2 separate regions of the Homo sapiens genome follow, and region 1 is linked to region 2. The links are chromatin contacts, found by Hi-C in ENCODE. All regions are on one chromosome and are shown on one strand. Each heading gives the region's core, a stretch centred on a gene start or an enhancer-like site at or near the end of the contact. The rest is flanking DNA. Distances are from core to core; before and after follow the strand shown. Region 1 holds the start of CD99 (CD99 molecule (Xg blood group)). Region 2 overlaps DHRSX (dehydrogenase/reductase X-linked).

Region 1 (5,180 bases), core at 2,108-4,607, 370 kb after region 2:
CATGCACACGTATGTTTTTGCAGCACTAGTCACAATAGCAAAGACTTGGAACCAACCCAAATGTCCATCAATAATAGACTGGATAAAGAAAATGTGGCACATATACACCATGGAATATACGCAGCCATAAAAAAGGATGAGTTCATGTCCTTTGCAGGGACACGGATGAAGCTGGAAACCATCATTCTCAGCAAACTATCACAGGAACAGAAAACCAAACACCGCATGTTCTCACTTATAAGTGGGAGTTGAACAATGAGAACACATGGACACAGGGAGGGGAACATCACACACCAGGGCCTGTTGGGGGGTGGGGTGCAATGGGAGAGAGAGCATTAGGAGAAATACCTAATGTAGATGATGGGTTGATGGGTGCAGCAAACCACTATGGCGTGTGTATACCTATGTAACAAAACTGCACGTTCTGCACATGTACCCCAGAACTTTTTTTTTTTTTTTTTGAGACGGAGTCTTGCTCAGTCGCCCAGGCTGGAGTGCAGTGCCACGATCTCGGCTCACTGCAAGCTCTGCCTCCCGGGTTCACGCCATTCTTCTGCCTCAGTCTCCTGAGTAGCTGGGACTACAGGCGCCCGCCACCACGCCCGGCTAATTTTTTTTTGTATTTTTAGTAGAGATGGGGTTTCACCATGTTAGCCAGGATGGTCTCAATCTCCTGACCTCGTGATCCACCTGCCTCGGCCTTCCAAAGTGCTGGGATTACAGGCGTGAGCCACCGCGCCCAGCCTGTACCCCAGAACTTAAAGTATAATAATAACAATAATAAAAAGACAGGTGTTATCTCAGAGCCCCTGACTCAGTCGGCTGGGCAGCAAGTATGCCAGCCCAGGAATGGGCCAATAGATGAGGCAGGGCTTTGTAAACCAAAAATAAAATTCTTTAAGAGGCTGGAGTGGGTGGATCACTTGAGGTCAGGAGTTCCAGACTAGCCTGGCCAACATGGCGAAACCCCATCTCTACTAAAAATATAAAAATTAGCCAGGCGTGGTAGCAGGTGCCTGTAATCCCAGCTACTCAGGAGGCTGAGGCAGGAGAATCGTTTGAACCTGGGAGGTGGAGGTTGCAGTTAGTTGAGATGGTGCCACAGCACTCTAGCCTGGCCGAGAGAGTAAGACTCCGTCTCAAAAACTAAATAAATTAATAAAATAAAATAAAATTCTAAGCCCCCACCGCCCCCCACCTTCAAAACATCTGAATGGACTTCTTCCTCAGCCAGAGCTCTTTAAAAATTTAACCTGAGAGAGTGTTTCAAGCCGTGACGGGAAGCAGGGGTTGAACATGCCTCCCGGTGCCTCTCCGGCGTTAACATCCACACAGCCTTTAAGTTTGAGAAGAAACATTTTACAACCTCTTCTCTCTGACCCTAGCACCGGAAGGGTTCCTGTTCAAATAAGAACTTGAGTCTTCACAATTCTTTATCTTAACCCAGACATTCTTTTCTATTGATCCCAGGACTTTAAAGAAACCCAAGCAATTGCCAATCAGAAAATTCTAAAATCTACCTATAAGCTGGAAGCCTCCTGCTTTGGGTTGTCCCGCCTTTCTGGACAAAACCAATGTGTCTCTTAAATTTCATTGATGTCTCATGCCTCCCTAAAACGTATAACACCAAGCTGCACCCCGACCACCTTGAGGACACGTTCTCGGGACCTCCTGAGGGCTGTGTCATGGGCCATGGTCACTCATATTTGGCTCAGAATAAATCTCTTCAAATATGTTAGAGTTGGACTCCTTTCTCTTTTTTTCTTTTTTCTTTCTTTTTTTTTGAGACGGAGTCTCGCTCTGTCACCCAGGCTGGAGTGCAGTGGCCTGATCTTGGCTCACTGCAACCTCCATCTCCCCGGTTCAAGCGATTCTCTTGCCTCGGCCTCCTGAGTAGCTGGGACTACAGGTGCACACCACCACACGCGTCTAATTTTGTATTTTAGAAGAGACAGGGTTTCACCTTGTTGGTCAGGCTGGTCTCCAATTCCTGACCTCAGGTGATCCACCCGCCTCGGTCTCCCAAAGCGCTGGGATTCCAGGCGTGAGCCACCGCGCCCGGCCTAGTTTGACTCTTTTCGTGGACAGTTTGAAGTGTGGAATGCAAGAATATTCAGGGTTATTTGTCAGGCTGCAAAGTTGTTCCACTACCCTGCGGGAAAATGGATACAATTTTAGGCTTAGGTGTTAACAGATAACATTGTTAAGTGTGGGAAGGGCGACAACTGCACTGCAGCTGTGGCCAGTGGCGCGGGAGGGTGTCTAAACTCAAAGCCCACTGGAAGGCGAGTCGCCCATGACCAGGACTAGGGCCCAGGTGCCCCAGATAGAAGGCACCTCGTTCCCTATTGCCCCTCACTAACTCCCGTGACCAGGAGTCCCCACTCCCAACCTTGTCCTGGGGATTCTGGGGAGAAACTGCCCCAGCGCAGAGGCTACTCCAAGGGTTGTCCTTGGTCCGGCGCAAAGGGTTCGTCCGCCACCCTCCCGGCTGCGCACCCCGCGCTCGGACGCTCTAGAAAGGACTTGGGACGGGGGTTGCCTGTGGAGCGGGGGCCTAGGCTTCCTGAGCAGGGAGAGGATTGCACTTTGCTCCCCTTGGGGAACTCCCTGAGGTGAGCAGCGGGGAGGGGCCCCCATACTTTTCCCAGCAGGGGAGCCGGGAGTTTCCTCTGCTCCCACTGCAGAGCAGGGGAGGGTCCCTGCTAGGGGCGGAGAAGGGGCTGCAGGGGCGAGTGGGGAGGGGGGCTACACGTTTCCAAGAAGGGCGGCAGTTTCGTGTCGCTACAGTTGCAGGCGTGCATTTAGGAGGCTGTAGACAGGGAGGGACCCGCACTTTCCCGAGCAGGGGAGCTGCTGGGAAAGTTTGTTTTTTTGCTCCCACTGGAGACCAGGGGGTGAGGGGCGGAGAAGTGGCTGCAGGGGCGAGTGGGGAGAGGGGGCTCTATGTTTCCAAGAAGGGCGGCAGTTTTGTGCCACTACAGTTAAGGGCCGCCCTCGGGCGTGCATTCAGAGGGCTGTAAACCGGGAGGGACCCGCACTTTCCCGAGAACGTTGTAGTTCACTTTGCTTCGGGTCGGCGCCGCCCTGGCTACGGCCCTGTGGGTGGGTGAGGGGGCGTGGGCAGTTTCCTGAGAAGGGGCGGGGCGTGTACCGTACTCCCCTCGGCGCTGCCTGGGCCACCCCCGCCCGCCTACCCCCTCTGTCTCCTCCCCGGGCCCGGCGTTCCCGCCCCTTCTGTGCGCGCGTGGAGGCCGGGGCGGGGCGGGCGCAGCCGGCGCTGAGCTTGCAGGGCCGCTCCCCTCACCCGCCCCCTTCGAGTCCCCGGGCTTCGCCCCACCCGGCCCGTGGGGGAGTATCTGTCCTGCCGCCTTCGCCCACGCCCTGCACTCCGGGACCGTCCCTGCGCGCTCTGGGCGCACCATGGCCCGCGGGGCTGCGCTGGCGCTGCTGCTCTTCGGCCTGCTGGGTGTTCTGGTCGCCGCCCCGGGTGAGCGAGCGGAGGGATCCGGGTTGGGGGACGCGGAGGGCGCGGGCCGGGACTGGGGATCCGCTTGAGATGCGGCGTTGGGGGCGCCCCGCGGGGACACCCGGAGCCTCCTCCCTGCCCGGCAGGACGCGCTGTGCCCACGGGGGCCCAGGCCCGGAGGAGGCGCCCACTTTCTCCCCAACGCTTTTCCTGGAGCCGTTCCAGAGAGAAAAGTCAGCGTTTGTTGTCGGAGTTGCAAACTCTTACATGTGGGGCGGCCTTGGGAGAGGTGCGTCCGATTTTTCCCAATCTAGGGGACCTTCTTACAGATCTCTCTCCCTTTGCATGAGCCCCTCACCCCACCCCGTTATCTACCCCCAGGGTTTGGGGACCTGCGTCTTCAGGCCGCGCGCGGAGGCCGCCCTGGAGTTGCCTGTCACAGCCACGCCCTGCGTCCCGGGCCTAAATTTGGAATCGCTAGGAGCCTGAGACCCGGGTGGTGGGGGGAAGGGAAGGAAAAGTTAGAAAAAAACTTTGAGCCCTGAAAATGTTCAAAAATACTCTGTGGATGCGGGCTCCGGGAATTTCAGCGCGTGCTGTGCGCCAAGCAACACGGGGCGCAGAAAGAAACGTGTGCTTACCAAATTGTCCATCTGCGGCGGTGGAGAATTCGGAAAACAGAAAAAGTGGGCAGGGAAGAAAGAGCCACGGTCACCCTCCCACGCCCTAAACCGGGCCTATTTCTAATTATTACTTTAATCATGTTTTTCTGTTTCCCTCCCTTTGAAACGGAAACGGAGACCCTGCCGGATGTGGTATGTTATAAATTCTTTTTTCATGTTATAAATTCTTTTTTCAATGGTCAGTGCATTTTTTGCTCTTCGTATGGGCAGGCTTTTAAGTAGACCGGCTTGCGGGCAGTGTGGACTTCAGGACGGGCCTTATCAGGGCTGGACGTATTTAGGAAGGAGACGCGGGAACGCCCGGCCCTGGGGAGGACGGAGGAGGCCCGATTTGTGTTGATAGGATCTAGCTCAGCCTAGAGCTGCGGTGACTAGGCCGGGTCTCTATTTTTAGGGAGGAGTTGCTAATGGATTTACACCCTCTTTAAAGGGGTCCCGGGTATCCTAGAAATTGTGCTTTCACTTGGTAGAGATTAGAGATAATGAAGCCTGCTCCGTAGAGGAAAACTTGGAGGACTTTCCAGCCTGCAGGGGAGGTTCCAAGCAGAGCTTCCTGTTTCTCCCTTTTCTTCCTAAATGTCCTTCTTGCGGGCAACCTGTCACCACGGACGGGATGGCTCTGTAGGGTTTTATCAGCTGCATTTGTTCCCCAGGCACCTGCAGATGAACGGGTTTTTCACTTGTCTCTCTGCGAATGCATTCCTTCATCCTTCATGCCTGCCTTCCTTCTTTTGCACCTACTGTGGGCTTGGGGTCAGGGAAATATATCCAAGGGAGTGCTGGTGGCCTAAGAATTCAGTTTCCTGGAGAACAGAGGCATCTGAACAGGCAGACGGGAGACAGGGCCACAGGGACCTTTATAGTTCCATCACGAAATAACTCAGGGGTTCCCAGTGGTAAATCTTGGTGAGGGGCTTGGCTGGATTTTGAAGCCCTAGGGACAGATTTGCCGGCTGGTCTGGCGTTCCAGGTCATTGGAGCAGAGTGAGTGGAAAGCCTTATATTCTCTAAGCCCCAAACAAGTCGTT
Region 2 (5,410 bases), core at 2,092-4,591:
ATCCACTCCCACTTCAGAAATAGTAAATATATTTTCTCTTCTCTATGATTTTTAAAAATTTAGTTTGGTGTCCTTTTTTGTTTTTAATTATCTTTCCATAAGTGATTGGGGTACTGGTGGTATTTGGTTACCTAAGTTCTTTAGTGGTGATCTGTGAGATTTTGGTACACCCATCACCCGAACAGTATATACTGCACCCTATTTGTAGTGTTTATCCCTCACCCCCCTCCCACTCTTCCCCCCCAAGACCCCAAATTCCATTTTATCATTCTTATGCCTTTGTGTCCTCATAGCTTAGCTCCCACGTAACACTGAGAACATACGATGTTGGTTTTTCATCCCTGAGTTACTTCACTTAGAATAAAAGTTCCTTATCAGGCGTGGTGGCTCAAGCCTGTAATCTCCACACTTTGGGACGCCAAGGCGGGTAGGTCACCTAAGGTCAGGAGTTCAAGACCAGCCTGACCAACGTGGTGAAACCCTGTCTCTACTAAAAATACAAAAATTAGCTGGGCGTGGTGGCGTGCACCTTTAGTGCCAGCTACTCGGGAGGCTGAGGCAGGAGAATCACTTGAACGTGGGAGGCGTAGGCTGTACTGAGCAGAGATCACACCACTGAACTCCAGCCTGACTCCAGGGCAACAGAGTGAAACTCCATCTCAAAAAAAAAAAAAAAAGAATGAAAGTTCCTTATGATTTTTGATTCTCAAAGTTCCTTATAAGGCGATTCTCCTGCCTCAGCCTCCTGAGTAGCTGGGATTACAGGCGTGCGCCACCACGCCCGGCTAAAAAAAAACAAACAGCATTTTCTTTTCTCTAGCATACTTTAATAATACAGTATACAATACATAAAACATACAAAATATATGTTAATCGACTTTATGGTATTGATAAGGCTTCTGCTCAACAATAGGATATTCATAAGTTTTGGGTGAGTCAAAAGTTATCTTTGGATTTTCAACTGTGCCAGGGACGTGTGTGACGCCCCTAACTCCCACATTGTTCAAGGGTCAACTCTAGTTTTTTGTTGTTGTTGTTGTTGTTTTTGAGATGGAATCTTGCTCTGTCGCCCAGGCTGGAGTGCAATGGTGTGATCTTGGCTCCCTGCAATCTCCGCCTCCCAGGTTCAAGCGATTCTCCTGCCTCAGCCTCCTGAGTATCTGGGATTACAGGCGCCACACCCAGCTAATTTTTGTATCAAGGTCAACTGTATTTTCTTGCAACAGCCAGAGCTGACTAAGACAGTCTTGAAGCTCAAAGAGGTACAAGAACCTACCCAAAGTTATCCAACCAACAAGCACCTGGAAGGCAGAATAAAGACTCAGGTAGCCAAGCGCCATAGCCACACCATGGTAGAGCTATTCTGCCTTGTAGAGATGCATTGAATCTGTCACAGGGTGAATACATCTCCAAATGCATTTGAAAACTCCTACGGGATGCTACAGAAACACGTGAGGGAAGAGTGGGTGTGGACATACTCTCCATCTGTTACACTCAGAGTACTCCAACTACAGGAGTGAGATGCCTCAAGACAGGCCAAGGCAGAAACAAGCATCACTATGAACCCCAGAATAGATATGTTTTTTGGCCAGACACGGTGGTACACGCCTGTAATCCCAGCACTTTAAGAGGCCCAGGTGAGAAGACTGCTGGAGGCCAGGAGTTTAAGACCAGCCTGAGCAACAGAGGAAGATCCCATCTCTACAAAATATTTAAAATATATACATAGCTGGGAATGATGATGCGTACCTACAGCCCCAGCTACTTTAGACACTGTGGTGGGAAGATCACTCGAGCCCGGGAGGCTGAAGCTGTCGTGAGCCACAGTCACACCACTGCACTCCAGCCTGGGTGACAGAGTGAGATCCGGTCTCGAAAAAATCATCATTATCGTCACAGTAATGAGAGGAATTTTAGGTGATAGGTGGTTACTAATTTCAAAAATAGGGGCTTCCGGTTTCTCCTCTAATGATACAGGGGTTAAGAAGAAATGACTTAAGCAGATAGTAAAAATTAGCTGGGTGTGGTGGTGCACACCTGTCATCCCAGCTACTTGGGAGGCTGAGATGTGAGGATCACCTGAGCCTCGGAAGTTGAAGTTGCAGTGAGCCATGATCACACCACTGCACTCCAGCCTGGGTAACAGATGGAGACCCTGTCTGGAAAAAAAAAAAAAAAAAGATTTTGCACAAAGTTTTACGATGACTCTGCTTTGTAATTAAAAGTAATTTCTGCTTTGTTGGTGATTTCTCACACATTTATCTGGTAGACCAGATACCTGCATGTGATAGGGTAAGAAGGACCCATTTCCCTCCAAGGAGAACAGCATTGCAAGGGGGTTGAGGACGCATGCATGTGGAATCCAAACATTGAATGCACTGAGACGGCGCTGCATGAAGCCTGTCTGTGAGTTTATGATGAAGCTGCACAGAGCTCCGTAGGCGGCTCTCACTCCTCTCTCTCAGCCTTTGGCTTCAGTTTAATTGCATACACACCCTTCAGAGCTGCTCGGGGCCCCCACTTCTTCAGCCTTCTGGCATTTTTCTAAGAAACACTAAACCTCTTTCCAACGTTGCCCTTGGATTTTGTGTGCACGTCTTCCAGCCCTTGAGCTGCTTGACCTGTGCTTGCAAGGGTTCCATAACACTGGATAGGACAGAAGCTCCGCCCAGCCCCAGGTGAAAGCTCTGTGCTCTTCAGGGACCATGTCCTATTCACACTGTCTCCCTCACATCTAATACAGTCATGATACTCGGCAATATAGTACTCCACCCAACAGGCAACTCAGAGTCTGCCAGTGATACAGGAGTTAAGAAGAAATCACTTAGGCAGACAGTAAGGGTATGGGAGTCCTCGGCAAGGCTTTTTTCTTTTCTTTTTTTTTTTTTTTTTGAGATGGAGTCCCGCTCTGTCGCCCAGGCTGGAGTGTAGTGGCGTGATGTTCGCTCATTGCAACCTCCGCCTCCCGGGTTCAAGCAATTCGCCTGCCTCAGCCTCCTAAGTAGCTGGCATTATAGGTACGCACCACCAAGCCCGGCTAATTTTTGTTTTGTTTTTTTTTTTTTTAGTAGAGACGCGGTTTCACTGGTCAGGCTCGTCTCGAACCCCTGACCTAATGATCCACCCGCCTCAGCCTCCAAAAGTGCTGGGATGACAGGTGTGAGCCACTGCGCCCGGCAGCTTTTCTCTTTAACGAAAAGCAGCCCCAAGTCATTTTCTAACAATGAACAGCCTGTCAAGTCGAGCTGCAGACATACACAAGCCAGCTGGGAGCTTGTACGGGTGAATGTCGGGAGGACCTAGGGACTAGACACGTTCAAGATGGCGGCTCCATCTTCCCGGGAGGAACTAACGACTAGACACGTTCAAGATGGCGGCTCCATCTTCCGGGCAGGAACTAGGGACTAGACACGTTCAAGATGGCGGCTCCATCTTCCCGGCAGGAACTAGGGACTAGACACGTTCAAGATGGCGGTTCCATCTTCCCGGCAGGAACTAGGGACTAGACACATTCAAAACGGCGGCTCCATCTTCCCAGCAGGAACTAGAGACTAGACACGTTCAAGACAGTGGCTCCATCTTCCCTCCTCTTTGTCAGCCACATGTAAAGTAAGAAAAACAGGACCGAGAGCCCCGACCAACTACAAAGCCCATTTGCATAACCGATTAGGGTGGGCAACCAGCCTTTCCTGTGGGCTATGTAAATGTCATGCTTGATGGAACCAATCTCTCGGAGAGCCCCGACCAACTACAAAGCCCATTTGCATAAACGATTAGGGTGGGCAACCAGCCTTTCCTGTGGGCTATGTAAATGCCATGCTTGATGGAACCAATCTCTGAGCTCTATGTAAATGAGACACCGCCTCCTCAAACTGGACTATAAAATCCATCACATTTGGTGCCAGCTGGTCCTTTCCGCTCGGAGACCCCTTTCTCTATAGAGAAAACCATTTCTCTTTCTCTTCTCCTGATTAAACTTCCACTCCTAAACTCCTCGTGTGTGTCTTTGTCCTAAATTTTCCTGATGCCCAATGACGAACCCCAGGGTATATACCCCAGACAACGTAGCCACTTCACTAACATGTAGAGAGCTTGCGCATTTTAATTCCTATCCTCACAATAGGCAAAGAGCAGAACATACTGAAAATCAGCAACTCTGCGATCCATCAGAAAATAGAGATCACAAGACGAAATGCTGCCTGAAGACTGGACAGACAGGTGGCAAGTGGAATTGTGCTTGTCTAGGAGTTCCTGCTGGAGCCAGCACCTGATGGACACATTTGCAGGGTAATTATTAAACAGCTGCAGGCTGACAGTGGACAAGCCTAAGTAAGTTAAAAACTCCTGGCCAGGCATGGTGGCTCGCACCTGTAATCCCAGCACTTTGGGAGGCCAAGGCGGGCAGATCACCTGAGGTCAGGAGTTCGAGACCAGCCTGGCCAACATAGTGAAACCCCGTCTCTACTAAAAATACAAAAATTAGCCGGGCGTGGTGGCAGGCACCTGTAATCCCAGCTACTCGGGAGGCTGAGGCAGGAGAATTGCTTGACCCTGGGAGGTGGAGGTTGTAGTGAGCCCAGATCGCACCACTGCACTCCAGCCTGAGTGACAGAGCGAGACTCTGTCTCAAAAAACAACAACAACAGAAAAACTTCTGGGGGCCCATCTTAGAGGGGACCTTGTACTTTCACAAATTTTACCTCCGGGAGCTCCACCAGGTTCCCAGGGTGAAGATCAAAGAAATATCCAGTTGTGTGTTATTGGGGGAAAGTAACCACTTTGCAATATTCCTAGGGAGACAGTAGCATTTTGAAGTATGCCCAAAGCAATCCGTGTCCTCTCTGCCCTCAAAGGAAATTACTTTAGCGCAGTCAAAGTGAACTGGGGGAAGGGAAATCTTCTATTTCAGTTTTTCTTTTTTTTTTTTTTCTTTCCAGGCAGATTTTCACTCTTGTTGCCCAAGCTGGAGTATAATGGCGCAATCTCGGCTCACTGAAACCTCCACCTCCAGGGTTCAAGCGATTCTCCTGCCTCAGCCTCCTGAGTAGCTGGGATGACAGGTGCCTGCCACCATGCCCGGCTAATTTTTCGTATTTTTAGTAGAGATGGGGTTTCGCCATGTTGGCCAGGCTGGTCTCGCACTCCTGACCTCAGGTGATCCACCCGCCTCAGCCTCCCAAGGTGCTGGGATTACAGGCGTGAGCCACCGTGCCCGACCAGATTTCAGTTTCTATTAGCTTTCAACAACACTTTTCGTGCATGAGTGACGCTGGCGGCCATGTACTCAGCCATTCCATCAAGGTTCCAAGCAGCAAAGCTGCAAAATGGATCTGACTCCTTCAGTGAAGAAGAGTCTCCCTGAATGCATTGGAAACACTCATGAGATGCTACTGAAGCAAGTAAGGGAAGC

What was found. Hi-C counts contacts between places; a loop is a spot of excess contacts on that map. Pooled maps may share reads with other maps.
Region 1: a loop to region 2 is called in a map of sigmoid colon, with 3 times the contacts of the local background. The contact joins the promoter of CD99 here to the enhancer-like site in region 2. A Hi-C loop is called at or near these places in 2 of 168 maps with a recorded cell type or tissue (Right ventricle myocardium inferior and sigmoid colon) and 10 of 50 pooled maps.

What each region holds. Positions count from the first base shown.
Region 1 is chrX:2,687,938-2,693,117 of GRCh38, forward strand. CD99 (CD99 molecule (Xg blood group)) reads left to right here and starts at 3,358. Exons shown (of 10, transcript NM_002414.5): 1 at 3,358-3,490. The coding sequence starts at 3,424.
Region 2 is chrX:2,321,895-2,327,304 of GRCh38, forward strand. The region is part of intron 3 of DHRSX (dehydrogenase/reductase X-linked); the gene reads right to left. LOC124905239 (a long non-coding RNA gene) reads left to right here. Exons shown (of 3, transcript XR_007068382.1): 1 at 1-22. Among named protein-coding and RNA genes, the nearest start is that of DHRSX, 180 kb to the right of the region's middle. Within about 2 kb of position 3,342, at least 14 of the 41 ENCODE cell types and tissues checked have a DNase peak (open chromatin) inside an H3K27ac peak, as active enhancers do; they include sigmoid colon, where a contact is called at or near this core.